Linked DNA regions of Homo sapiens: regions 2 and 3 are each linked to region 1. The links are chromatin contacts, found by Hi-C or POLR2A ChIA-PET in ENCODE. All regions are on one chromosome and are shown on one strand. Each heading gives the region's core, a stretch centred on a gene start or an enhancer-like site at or near the end of the contact. The rest is flanking DNA. Distances are from core to core; before and after follow the strand shown. Region 1 holds the start of MTX2 (metaxin 2). Region 2 holds the start of HOXD8 (homeobox D8). Region 3 holds the start of NRAL (NRF2 regulation associated lncRNA).

Region 1 (4,454 bases), core at 536-3,035:
ACTTAGTAGTTGTTCCAACACCATTTATTGAATTATCCATTTTTAAATGCTTCCTCCTAGAGTAACAGATCACTACAAATAGCTAAGACGGCAGACAGACAAAATGCCTAGAAATTTTTAAACGTCACTACTTAAAGCAGTATCCAAAGTTTATTAAAAGACATTCATCATTTTCTCATTAAAAGAAATCACATATTAGGACACATGCACACAGTGAACCACTCAACATACACTGTGAAGTTTTTTTTTTCAACATAGTAGCAAACTAAATTAAATCGCTGATCTAACTATATAAGCCTGATTTTGTTTCAACATAAATGGTAAAAGCAGAAATAATCATTGCTTGAAATCTCAAGATTAGTCATTGATTTGGGTCGCAAATATTTATTGAGCACCAACTGACTATGGATACAATGGGGAACAAAACAAGTTTGATCCCTACTTTCAGGAAGCTTGCAATCTAGTAGGAGCTTCTCTCCTCTAAAAAATAATGTTTTTAAGTGAAGAAGGAAAAAAAAGAAATGTACGTTCACACAAACGCAAAGCAGTGAAAAACATTCCGGCAAATTTTATGACACATTCTGTACTTCCCATTTCCAAAATACTATCTTATTACTTCAAATGTACCTATTTATTGTGGTGACTGTCTTCATTACTGTACTCATGTTGAAAACACTGCTAGGGAGTTATGACTAATTCCATTAGCCTCTATCTCAAAGTACCTATGTTTAGTCTCCTCACTTTCTCAACAATATTTAATTTCTTTCATTACAATAAATAAAAACCTCAATAAGAGAAATTACAAACCTATATACATCAGTCATGTTCAGTCCACCGACTCAAAAGTATTTCTTTAAAGTACATGCAGATTTAAAAATTTTCCATGAATCCGCGCGGGCGTGGTGGCGGGCGCCTGTAATCCCAACTACTCGGGAGGCTAAGGCAGGAGAATCGCTTGAACCCGGGAAGCGGAGGTTGCAGTGAGCCCAGGTTGTGCCACTGCACTCCAGCCTCGGTGACAAAAGAGAAACTCCGTCTCAACAAATAAATAAATAAATAACTCCTAGAGTCTTAGCAAATGGCACTACTGTGTCGCTGGGAGACGAAGCAAGAAGTCTGGTGTTCCCTCAACAATAGGTAACAACTGATTAGTGACAGTCACCTTAAACTTTTTGAGTACCAAGACCCAGAAACTGCCACCACTCTTAGACTGAAGCGTTCAGATGCTTGCCCCTGTGGTAACGCCCCCCACCTCAATCCCAATCCAAGGCCTCCCCCTCATACTCCAGCACCTCCCAACTGAATGGGGAGGTGGGACAAAGTACCGCCCAAGGGAAGGAGACGGGACTCCTGCTCCTGCGGGGTGACCTTGGCCAAGTGTCTCCTTCTCAGTTTTCCCATATGTGAGATAAGGTTGGTAGTCCGTGCCCGCCTCCACCATCCGGGCCGGGTTCAGCGTATAATGCCGCAAGGCTGGAGGAAAGCTCCAGCCCTGTACCCCACGCGGCTCCCCGAGACCGCGCCGCCACCTTCTGGGTCTGCGGCCAGCCGCGCTACCTGCAATCTGGGAGACGAAGGCTTCCGCCACTAGAGACATGTCGGCTGGGAGGCCCGGCGCCCGGGTGCCTGCCCCCCACGGGCCTCAGCGTCCTCCACCGCAAACCCGGAGGCTCTCGGCAGTTAACGAGCCTAGCCCCGCCAACGTTCAGACTCGCAAAGCCCACTCCAACAGCAGCGGCGGCTGCAGTGAGGCCCCCAAGGTTACCGCCAGGCCTGGCTAGGGACTTCCGGCGCAGCCGACAACGGCACTCGAGCGCTTCCGCCGGCCCCGCCCCCGCGCCGTCCTACGGGGCGCCGGCGCGGCTAGCTCCGTCCAGCCAATTCCAGGCTCTGCGCTGGGGGCCCGCAGGTGGAAGCGAAGTACCCGACTCGTCTCCCACCCAGGGGACTGGCAGGGGAATCTGGGAGATTTTTAGCGTCCTTTCTGTAAGCCAGAATTTTGTAACCGAGTAACATTTGTAAACGCCCACTGGATACCAGGCACTTATATACCTATATCTACACACACATATATACATATATACACACACACATACACACATATATAATATATACACGTATATATGTACACATGTACATATATACACATATATACATATATATACACATATATTCTATTTGACTTCGTCTTCTCAACAACCCATTAAAGTAATAATATTATCGCCATTTTACGGATAAGAATATAGGCTTAAGGAGTTTAAACTGCCTGCCCAGGCAGTCCTCCAAGGACCAGATTCAAGGCTGCATGAATTCCCTCTATTCCATTATATTGCTGGGTTGATTAGTCCGTGGATAGACATTAGTGTTTTTTGTTGTTGTTGTTTATTCAAACATGCTTGGCAGAAAGGAGGCTTGAGCAGCGCCTAAGCCAGAAGGTAATTTGTCCTTCAACTCCATACACCCGAAATGATGCTCAGCTTGGAGAATAAGATACTTTAGTTTCACACACTTCTCACCTTTCGGGGGTGAACGGGGCAGGAAGAGGAGAAACTAAATTCCCTGAGTAACTTTGTCTTAACCTAATAGCTTCTTAAATTACACAATTAAAGAAAAATCATATGCATTACAGATTGGTGGTATTACAAGTGGGACAGGCTTCAGAGCTGGTAACCCAAAGCCCCCTTCACTGATGAGAAACAAGTTCAGAGAGGTGAGGTAACTCATTTTAAATCACACAGTAAATCAAAAAGTCAGACAGCTTACTAGGTTTTTGCAGAGGAAACCTGTATTCTAAGAATTACTGTCCATGACATTTAGAAAGCTATATTTCCATTCTTTATATCCGTAGATCTCTATTACTGTTCATTCTGCCTCCTTAACTAGCGTGGTTGGTTTCCTAGAGCTGCCAGATTACCACAAACTGGTTGGCTAAACAACAGAAATTCATTCTCACAATTCTGGAGGCTAGAAGTCTGAAATCAAGGTGTCAGCAGGGCCATGCTGTCTTGCAAGGCTCCAGAGAAGGGGGTTGCCGGCAATCTTCCATGTACTTTGGCTTGTAGATACATCACTCCAATCTCTGCCACCACATCACACGGCATTCCCCCTGTGTGTCAATGTGTTCAAATTTCTCTCTTCTTGAGAAATAACACCAGTCATTGTGTTAGGGACCCCCACCCTAATCCAGCAGGACCTCATCTTAACATGATTTCTTTTCTTTTCTTTTCTTTTTTTTTTTTTTTTTTTTTGAGATGGAGTCTTGCTCTGTCACCTAGGCTGGAGTGCAGTGGCGTGATCTCGGCCCACTGCAACCTCCACCTTCCAGGTTCAAGCGATTCTCCTGCCTTGGCCTCCCAAATAGCTGAGATTACAGGTGCGTGCCACCATGCCCGGCTAATTTTTGTATTTTTAGTAGAGACCGGGTTTCACCATGTTGGCCAGGCTGGTCTCGAACTCCTGACCTCATGATCCGCCCGCCTTGGCTTCACAAAGTGCTGGAATTACAGGCGTGAGCCACTGTGCCCAGCCCCATAATTTTTTTAAGGTTAAGTCATATTTTCATCTCCCTCAGCAAAAGGAAGCTTCTTAAACAGCATTTAAATTTACCCAATAATTTACATTGACATAAACACAGCAGCGTCTTAGGAAGTAGTGTCTTCTCTATAGCTGAAATTCAGAGTTGACAAGCAGCTGTGAATAGTAGAAATACAGGGAAGATAATATTAATAGGTTTTTCTTGTTTGTGCAGAGAGAGGTAACACTGATAGTAAAGAATACATGAGATCCAATTTCCTCCTCATCCCATAGGTATTATTGACCAAGAGAAATGAGCTGTTCCAGATACTTTGTTATCAATCAAAAGAAAAGCTTTCAGGCCCTGTCTGTTCTCCTCACAGTGGAGAATTATGTATAACTGTAATAATGAAGAAGACATATCATCACTTTAAGTTCTATTATTAATTTTGGTTTGTCATTTTTATAAAGCTGAAGACACAATATTTTGACTACTTTTTGACAGATTTGAAGTTTAAGATTTCTCCATATCATAGGGCCTGTGTGAGAACTTGAGCCAAAGTCCCTAGAGAGTAATGAAGATTCAACTGGGGAAACCAAAATCAAACATATCCAAAGGGTAGAAGTGAGCCCCAAAGTGGAAGAGACTGGAAAGAGCCAGAGACTGGACACAGATGCAAGAGAAACAGAGCAAGATTAGAGGCAAAGTAGAATGTGCCCTTAAAATTTAAGTTAAGTACCCATGGCTTGATGCATGATACATGCATGAACTGAGCTGGCTGGAAGGTACTGGTTTGGGACTGACACCAATCATCTTTATTATGGCAAGTGCCTTAGTCCATTAGGGCTGCTATAACAAAATATCTTAGTCTGGATAATTTATAAACAGAAATATACTGCCCTGACTTTCGGAGGTTGGAAAGTCCATGATCAAGGCACCA
Region 2 (4,508 bases), core at 1,205-3,704, 140 kb after region 1:
AGAAAATACGCAAAGAAACCTTTTAGGAGTAAACAAAACGCACCCGAACTATTCATTATAAAGGAAAGAATAAAAAATCCATAAATAATACATTGTAATCAAATAATATAAAGTATTCTGCAGACATAATTTTTTTTAATTAATAAACTCCTTTTAATTTACTCACCACAAATATTAAAATGTTCAAGTGCACTTGTTTAATTAATAAAGCATTTTATATGCAATTATTAAGTGCTAATCATTAGGAAGTTTACGTTGTTGAGGCAAATCACTAGCTCAGACATTAAAAACCATTATAAAAATATAGCTACAAGGTCAGTATCAAATTACCCTTCCATAGGACAGCTCAAGGACAGCTTCTATGTGATACTAGAAACTTTTTTAAACACCCAAATCCCTCTCAAAGCACAGAAAACCTCAAGAGCAGTGACATGAAGGTAGCTTGAAACACAGGTAAGGTCCTTTCCAACAAAGAAAATAGGTGGTGTCCACAGCATATGGTGATTATTAGTTTTAATAGTCTGTGGTAAATTTTAAAGGTAGAAGTTAATTTGTCAGGCCTTCGGCTCTGTCTTCCTCCAGCTCTTGGGCTTCCTTTTTCGTTTCCCCGTCCTTCACCTCCTGCCGGGAAACGGGAAATTTGTCCTTGTTGTTTTCCTTTTTCCATTTCATTCTCCTGTTCTGGAACCAGATTTTTACCTGTCTCTCGGTGAGGGCTAGGGCGTGGGAAACCTCGATTCTTCTTTTCCTGGTCAGATAGGGGTTAAAAAGAAATTCCTTTTCCAACTCTAGAGTTTGGAAGCGACTGTAGGTTTGTCTTCCTCTTCGTCTACCAGGAGCTGCTGATTAAAACAAAAAAAAAGGGGGGGGGAATAAAAGTTTTAAAAATGTTATGGTACCTCTGCATGTTGCTGGAGGTTTGTGGAACGGGGGTCTACGGGGTGAAATATACACAGAGCTCTTTAGCTCCGATATATATATATAGGGTGTGCAGGCAAGAGGAGCAGAGAGGTCTTCACAATTATTCTGTCCCCATCATCTTTACATGGTTCCTACTTTTTTAAAAAAAGTCTGTATTACTTTATGAATAAGAGCCACTGTGGCTACACAAGAAGGAAAAGGAGGGGGAGAGGGAACGGGAGTTTTAAAGCCAGAACGTGAGATGAAAGCAGATTTCTCCCCCTCTCCCTTCTTAAAAAAAAAATGCATCCCAACCTTGTGGTCTCATCCACGGAAACATTTGAGAAGGAGACGAGCTCTGATTTAAGTGGTCTGGGTCCTCGCCAATATTACCACTGGACGATTTACAGTCAGGATATTGTACCAGCTCGGCCTCTTGCTGGGTCGTAAAAATCGGCTGTCTCTGTAAGTTATCGTATCCGTAAAACTTCGCGGGCTCCCCGTGACAGGCAATCCCGCCGCAGGGGGGAGGTGGCGGCGGAGGCGGAGGATGCGGAGGAGGAGGGGGGGCGGCCTGGTAGGCAGCGGCCGGGCTGCCCCCGCCGGGGTGGAAGTACTCCTGGCCCCGGCCTTCCCTACCGCCGCACCCAGTCCCGGAGGGCGGCGGGGACGGGTGCGGGTGCGCGTGCGCCTGCGGGGGCGCGTGCGGGAAGCCGGCGGCGCTGTTGCCATAGAGCTGCAGGGCTGCTGCGGCGGCGGCGTGACGGCCGCCGACCTCGGGCGCGAAGTGACAGTCGTAGTAAGTGGGATTGATGGCCTCGCCCGCCGCCGCCGCCGCCGCAGCCGCCGCCTTGTACTTGGAGTACAGCGGGTTCACGAAGTACGAACTCATTGGGGCGTCAGCGGCGGCGGCCCCGGGCGGGCGGGCGGCGCTAAGCAGCCAGAGAGCGAGCCTCGACTCGGCCGCACTGCCGCGGGGGCCTGTGGGGCGGCTGCTCTCGCCGCCGGGACCGCCGGGCTACGTCGCTGCTGCCGCCCGCCCGCGCTCGCGCGTCGCTTCTGAGGCCAGGCAGCCGCGGGCGCTCAGCTACTGGGCGCTCATGCCCGGCTCTTGCGCCCGCCGCCTCGGCTTCGCGCCGCCTCCCTCGCGGGTCGCGGGGCCTCGCCCAGCCCCCGCGCGCCGCCGCCCTCCCGGCCTTTCCCGGCGCGCCCCGGCTCGGCCGCAATATAATCGCCGACGCCCCAGGCGACCTGCCCCGCTGCCTCCACTGTTTCCTCTCAGGCACCAGTGACTGAGCGCACCCGGACAAGAAAAAAGTGCGCTCGGCCCACGGGGACACTCTGGCCTCGGTTTACAAACCCCGGCTCTGGAGGGAAAAGAAAAAAAACACCCTCTGCCCGCCGCCACCTCTTACCGCGCCCCCCCCGCGCCCCCCTCCCGCCAATCTCGCCCCCGCCGCCGAGGCTGCCGACCCGGTGCGCACCGGCGAGGCATTTTCGCACCACAGCACTGCACGGAAAGTCAGCGTGACGGGGACGAGGAGCCCCGCGGAGGGATCCGCGCGCAGTTCAGTCGCTACGGCCGACGGACGGAGCGCCGCGCCCGGCCCGAGATGCCTCCGCCGGCCTTAAAGGGGGCCCATAAAGACGCACTGCCAAGGGCTCCGTGTGCCCCGGGGCCGCGGGAATGCGGATCGCAGCCGGCAGGGAGGGGCCGCGGCGGAGCCTTAGACTTGGGGGAGCCAAGGAGGCCACTCCCAGGAGGCTGCGGAGCAAATGACTGCCTCCCCGAGCCCCTGGCTGCAAAAGCAGAGGTTGCCCGTGGCTTTTGCAGCTCTGGACACGCGGGTGCAGCCCAGGGAACGTGGACAAGAGGTGTTGACGGACCGGACCGTGCATTTGAGTTGGGGCATATCGAAGTGGTTTAATTAAAAGCCGCGAGTGTGGCCCCAGATCCTGGCGTTATCAAAGCAAATCAAAGCCTTTCTTTTCCAGCCGAGCGGGCCCTGTGGAAATGAGATGTACATTTACCCTTGACGCACCGCAAGCCTGGCCGAGGCTCTCAGGTTAATTGATATTTAATGGAAATCATGCCCATGAATATAGTTTCCATCATTTCACCCTTGATAGACGTCAGCCCTGGGCGCAGGGGGAGGCTGAAGAATGCAGGAGGGGGCATTAGGCTTGCTGAGAGAGTAAATAGAAGAGCGGACAGAAACGTTCTGAGGCGGGAAAAAGGGCTCGCGCTGGGGAGGGTGACATTTCCTCGGGCAGGACGCGGCTCCCGGGTCTCAGCCCCGGCGCGCAGCGAACCAGGGCCGGCTGCGGTTCCCGGAGGAGTGCGGAGGGCAGACGACCGCAAGTTCCCCCCAGGAGCCTCCCAGCCGGCGTTCAGATCGCGCCGGTTCCAGGCAGCTGCAGGCGGCCCATCTTATGCTAACGATCCTACTTCCTCCGCCAAGCCTGTGAAATTACTGCCGAGAGAGCGCGCAGGCCTCAAAGTTACGAATTTTTCCCAAAGCAGAGAAAGAGAAGGCTCAGCCTAGTTTGTGAGCAGAGATGAAGAAAAGTTGCCCGAGTCATGTGGCCCAGTCGAGTGTGAATCGACAAAATATTCCCGATTTTAGCAGCTCTCTCCAAAGCTGTCTGGCTTTACCCTACCAACCGCCTCCCCACACACTTCCTTTCCCTCTCTGCTCCCGTTTCAATGTCCAATAAATGCAATGGTTCTCTGTTGTGTGTGTGTGTTTTCCCCTCTCCTGCTCGGCCTTTCTCGTGGGCTCTTTGGGTGACTGAGCCCCGTTTCCTTCGGGATAGGTACAATGTCGTGAGGGCGCCAGGCCCACAGCCTTGGAAATAGACCTCCAAGGCGCCCCTGCTCAAGCTAAACGCACCACGCCGGCTTTCCACACCAAATGCAAATTTCCGAAAACCCCAGACGGCCTCAGAGATGCTGCAGGCTGGCGAGCGATTTCAGCTACCCCTAGCTCCTTGTGGGTTGGCCCAGCCTGCGAGCGCGATCCTGACTTGTGTCCGGGTGGACTGAAATATCATTTTTACAAATGGAGAAAATGAGATCGAGATGGACAGACATAGCAAGGTGATAATGTCCGACTCAATTATTTCTACTGGGAATGACTGAAAGGTAAAGGAATCGTTAATGAATCTGGAGATGACAGAGGCATGCTTTATTTAATTTTTAAATTAGTAAGGAGTGCAGACTTGGGGTGGTGGAGAGCAAGGGTTTTTTTGTTGTTGTTGCTGTTTGTTTTTGTGGGGTTTTTTTTCTGCTGGTTATTGCCAAGTATAATGACTTTCTTTAAATCCGAAGGCGAACGAATTGATTCTGACAATTAAGGATTTGTCCTTCAATCTTGCAAATGCCCAATTAAAAGATTATTATTGTCAATAAAGCCTTGGAGCTACCTTTGTAATTGTGCCCCTTTTTTTCAGTTTGGCGTGTGTGTGTGTGTGTGTGTGTGTGTGTGTGTGTGTTTGAACCCTGGATAAATGAGTGGATTTTGGAATGGAATGGGGGGGGGGAAAATGAAAGAGCCTGGATCTCAACAATACCAGGCATCTTGTAGAACTGTGTGATTCCTCGGGGG
Region 3 (4,162 bases), core at 273-2,772, 240 kb before region 1:
CACCCGGTGGGGCTCTAAATGTAGGCCCCTCCTACTCTCTCCCTACATGATGTAAAAGAAACCACACTGGGTTGTTCAAGAAAAACAATCTGCCTTGTAATTACATATCTTTCTGTGGCTTTGCAAACGAAGACACCAAAATGCACAGCTAAATTAGTCAGAGCCTGCAGTAGGCAGAATATGGCCCTCCAAAGATGTTCATGTACCAATCCCCAGAACCTTTGAATATGTTACCTTACATGGCAAGAGGGACTTTGCAGATGTTATGAAGGTTAAAGACCTTGAGATGGAAAGATTATCCTGGATTATACAGGTGGTCCCAATCTAATTACAAGGGTCCTTAAAAGTGACAGAGAAAATCAGAGAGTCAGAGGGAGACATGACAATGGAAAAAGTGTCAGAGAGATGCAACCTATCTGTCTTTGAAAACGGAGAAAGGGGTGGGGTGTGAACCAAGAAATATGGACAGTTTCTAGAAGCTGAAAAAGGCAGAGATTCTCCCCAAACTCTGCCAACACCTGATTTTAGACCAGTGAGACCCGCATTGAACTTCTGACCTGCAGAACTATAAGGTAATATATTTATGCTGTATAAGCAACTAACTCTGTGGTAACTTGTTACAACAGTGATAAGAAACTAGTAGAGAGTGGGTGATATCTCACTAGAATGAGTTAAAAGTGTGGTTGGGCAGTGGTTTCCAGAATTTGACTGGTGTCCTTATAAGAAGCAAGGATTGAGACACAGACAGTTTATGACATATAAATAGGCTAATGTCTAAGATGGCATCCAAACTATTTTCTTTGTGTGTGTATATGTTTGTGTGTGTTTAAATCTGAATTTTAGTTATTAAACAAATGTGATTTCATAGGCAGTAGGGGTTCCTTGAGAGAGAAGTGTAACGTTCTACAGATGAGGATGGTTGGCTGCAGAGTGTAGGAGAAATACACAATGAATATCATGTACCTCTTTTCCCACTGGGAAAACAGAGATGATGCCCAGCAGTGTATTGTGGGCCCTGAGAAGCCACAGGGAGCAATGGCCTGGAGGCAGGCCTGAGCACAAGAACCTATGCATTTATTCTCTTTTCAGTTATCTGTGCCACTGAGAACATACCTGAGGAGACAGATAGGTTACCGAGGCTATAAAAACCCGAGATATGTGGTGTGAGACTCATTACTTGCTTTTACTGTCCAAACAATGAGGAAGAGTAATTTGTAAGTATTCTTTTTACAGTGGTGTTGGAAAGGAATTCTTCTTCCTCATTCTTAGTGGTAAAAAGGCACCCATGAGGATAAGTGGGAATTGCATCATGAATTTTTCCTTTGTCCTCAGCAGGATCCTGCTTCTGCATTTGCTAAAAGTGCGATTTATGTGAAATGGACTCCTATGCTCTCTAAAAGTTCACCTACTGGCACAGATCAAACAATAATAGCTGTGTGATAAAATACTTCTGCCCTTATGATGTAATGGAACTGCTCTAAATGTAAATGCTTCAAAGTTCTTTTCCATCTTTGCTTTCCCCAAAGTACAAACAATTTGCCCTTTTATTTTATTTTCCTGCAGACTTGCTCTTTGTACCCCTCCTTGGTTTATGTTCCTGGTGATCGGGTGTTGGGTTTGAAGAACTTTATATAGTATCACAAATACCTAGAACTGATGAGGTCTTTAAGAGTTCATTGAATCCTTTGTTCATCTAATTTGGGGCTTCACCCAAGATAGCTGAGGTATAAGATGTTTACCATACTCCTAAAGATGCACTGGCTTGGAGACTGACTATTATGGGCTGAATTGAGTCTCGTCATCCCTCCAAGTTTATACGCTACAGTCCTAACTCCCCAGTAACTCAGAATATGACTGTATTATTTCATGATACAGTCTTTGAAGATCTAATTAACTTAAAATGAGACCATTAGGGTGACCGCTAATCTAATTTGACTGGTGTCCTTATAAGAAGTGAGGATTGAGGACAGGCATGGTGGCTCATGCTTGTAATCCCAGCACTTTGGGAGGCCGAGGTGGGTGGATCACTTGAGGCCAGGGGTTCGAGACCAGCCTGGCCAACATGGTGAAACACCGTCTCTACTAAAAATAAAATAAAAAAAAAATTAGCTGGGTGCGGTGGCGGGAGCCTGTAATCCCAGCTACTTGGGAGGCTAAGGCAGGAGAATCACTTGAACCCGGGAGGCAGAGATTGCAGTAAGCCAAGACCGTGCCACTGTACTCTAGCCTGGGCGACAGCAAGACTCCATCTTAAAAATAAAAGTGAGGATTGAGACACAAACAGGCACAACAGAGGGAAAACCATCCGAAGACAGAGGAAAAGACGGCCATCTACAAAACAAAAGGAGAGGCCTCAAAAGAAACCAACCCAGGTGACATCTTGATCTTGGGCTTCTAGCCTCCAGGATCATAAGAAAATAAATTTCTATTGTTTAAAACTGGGTGGTTTGCTCACAGCATTAGCAAAATGATAGGGAAACTAAAGCCATTAGTTTGTTTACTGTTAGGAGAATTCTCCTAGGTCTTATAAAAATATCACTAGCTCTAAATAGTGGACTTTTATTTTGTCTTTCATGGAAAGGTTAGCAAGTTCTTTAAAAATATCCTGAATATATTAAGGGAATGTGGAGTGTTATACATAGAAGGGGTATACAGACTACTATTTCAACTACTTCTTTTTTTTACAGATGAGGAAACTGAAAGCCAAAGAGATGAAATGACTCTTCCAAGGTCACCTGCAAGTTGGCAGCCAAGCAAAGATGTCCTGTGTCCAGGACACAGGTCCTGGACCCCTGGCTCTTTGCTTCCTTATATTAGAACAACTCGAAAAATTTCTAAAGAAACCAATGCTGGAAGGTATAACGAGAATCCAGTGAGTGGGGAGTGGAGTATGGGAGCATAGCTTACCAGGATATGGTAGTTATGGGTTCCAATTTTCCCTGATAATAAAAATTGTTCAATATTTTAAATTATTCCAGACCAAACAGTTGTGGGCTTATGTTTCATAATCAATTCAGAGGATTCCCTGGACTTTTAACAATCTACCATTATGTAATATGACTATTTCTCCCCTCTTGGAAGTTGGAAGGCATTTCAATGAATTTACCCTGCCATGATGTACCCCCTGATCGGGCACGTTGCTTTGCGTCCCCCAACATGCTTCCTTGCCTCTGATGCTCTCCCATATGCCCTCATCTGTCCCCCATCGCACTGACTTTTTGCCCCAGACTGTTTAGTCTCACAGTTATCTTTTTCTAGAAGCTCTTTGAAGGACAGAGTGCTACATAAACCATAAAGTAAAGAAAGATACAATTTCATTATCTTACTCTTTTTTCTCCCTTTTCATCTTTTTCTTACCAACCCTCCAATCTCTCACTTGGAGAAGTGGTGGCAGGGTTTATAAAGAAAACTCAAAGTGCTAAACTTCCTCACTCTTAAGTCCAGTTCTCTTTGTCATTGGAGCACATTCTATCCATTTTCCTGCACTCTGGTGACCACTAATGCCAGCCACTGGAAGCCAAAGCAAGGGCCAAATCAGGTGATGGTGTAGATGCCTGCAGAGGCTCAGTAACAACAGATGGAGGCCAAACCTGCAATTTAGGGGTGAGATGAAGCCCATTTAATAGAGCACAGAGGAGGGACCCTAGCTGAGCTGGACTGTGATTTCTCCAGTTATCAAGTAGACAGAATTGCCTATGTTAACCCTTTGACTTCCTAGGTTGAGTTTCTCAAAATGAGGTCTTTGGACAAGCTGCATCAGAATCACATAAGGGCTTAATAAAAATACAGATTCCTGAATCTCATTCCAGACTTATTATTTCAGCAGCTTGCCAAAATCAGGGGTCATAGCCTTTAGGATACTATCTTAGTGTCTTTGTGTTTCTTTTTTAAAAGTAGTAACATAGAAATTCTATAATATCAAGGGTCTTTGGCCAGTTATTTTACTACTCCCTTATTTTAAAATAAAGAATTATTTAGTGTTACTTTGATATTATTCAGGCCATTTTAGTTTAGGGGATCCTGCCTGTTTTTGACAAGTACTAAAAACGTTTATGAAATCAGAATCTGGGGGCTCAAGCCTTAGGGTCTGCATGTATGTTAAGCTCCTGTGTGAGTCTTACATTCACTACAATTGGAAAACTACTTCCTCTAGTTTTCTTTC

Evidence for each region. Hi-C counts contacts between places; a loop is a spot of excess contacts on that map. ChIA-PET counts read pairs that join two places held with the same protein, here RNA polymerase II (POLR2A). Pooled maps may share reads with other maps.
Region 2: a loop to region 1 is called in a map of naive thymus-derived CD4-positive, alpha-beta T cell, with 4 times the contacts of the local background. The contact joins the promoter of HOXD8 here to the promoter of MTX2 in region 1. A Hi-C loop is called at or near these places in 4 of 168 maps with a recorded cell type or tissue (CD8-positive, alpha-beta T cell, PC-3, ascending aorta and 1 more) and 8 of 50 pooled maps.
Region 3: a pooled map shows a loop between it and region 1 (4-fold over the local background). The contact joins the promoter of NRAL here to the promoter of MTX2 in region 1. A Hi-C loop is called at or near these places in 1 of 168 maps with a recorded cell type or tissue (B cell), 4 of 37 single-sample maps with no recorded cell type and 4 of 50 pooled maps. POLR2A ChIA-PET finds 5 or more read pairs at or near these places in 2 of 52 experiments (MCF 10A and activated T-cell).

Annotation. Positions count from the first base shown.
Region 1 is chr2:176,266,773-176,271,226 of GRCh38, reverse strand. MTX2 (metaxin 2) reads right to left here and starts at 1,785. Exons shown (of 10, transcript NM_006554.5): 1 at 1,558-1,785. The coding sequence starts at 1,597. RefSeq lists enhancers at 891-1,516, 1,517-2,144 and a silencer at 1,849-1,938.
Region 2 is chr2:176,127,651-176,132,158 of GRCh38, reverse strand. It overlaps HOXD8 (homeobox D8), which reads right to left and starts at 2,454. Exons shown (of 2, transcript NM_019558.4): 1 at 1,216-2,454; 2 at 1-842. The coding sequence starts at 1,792. The coding sequence ends at 547. It overlaps LOC100129455 (a long non-coding RNA gene), which reads left to right and starts at 1,631. Exons shown (of 1, transcript NR_187615.1): 1 at 1,631-4,334.
Region 3 is chr2:176,505,062-176,509,223 of GRCh38, reverse strand. NRAL (NRF2 regulation associated lncRNA) reads left to right here and starts at 1,522. Exons shown (of 2, transcript NR_186236.1): 1 at 1,522-1,724; 2 at 2,688-2,979.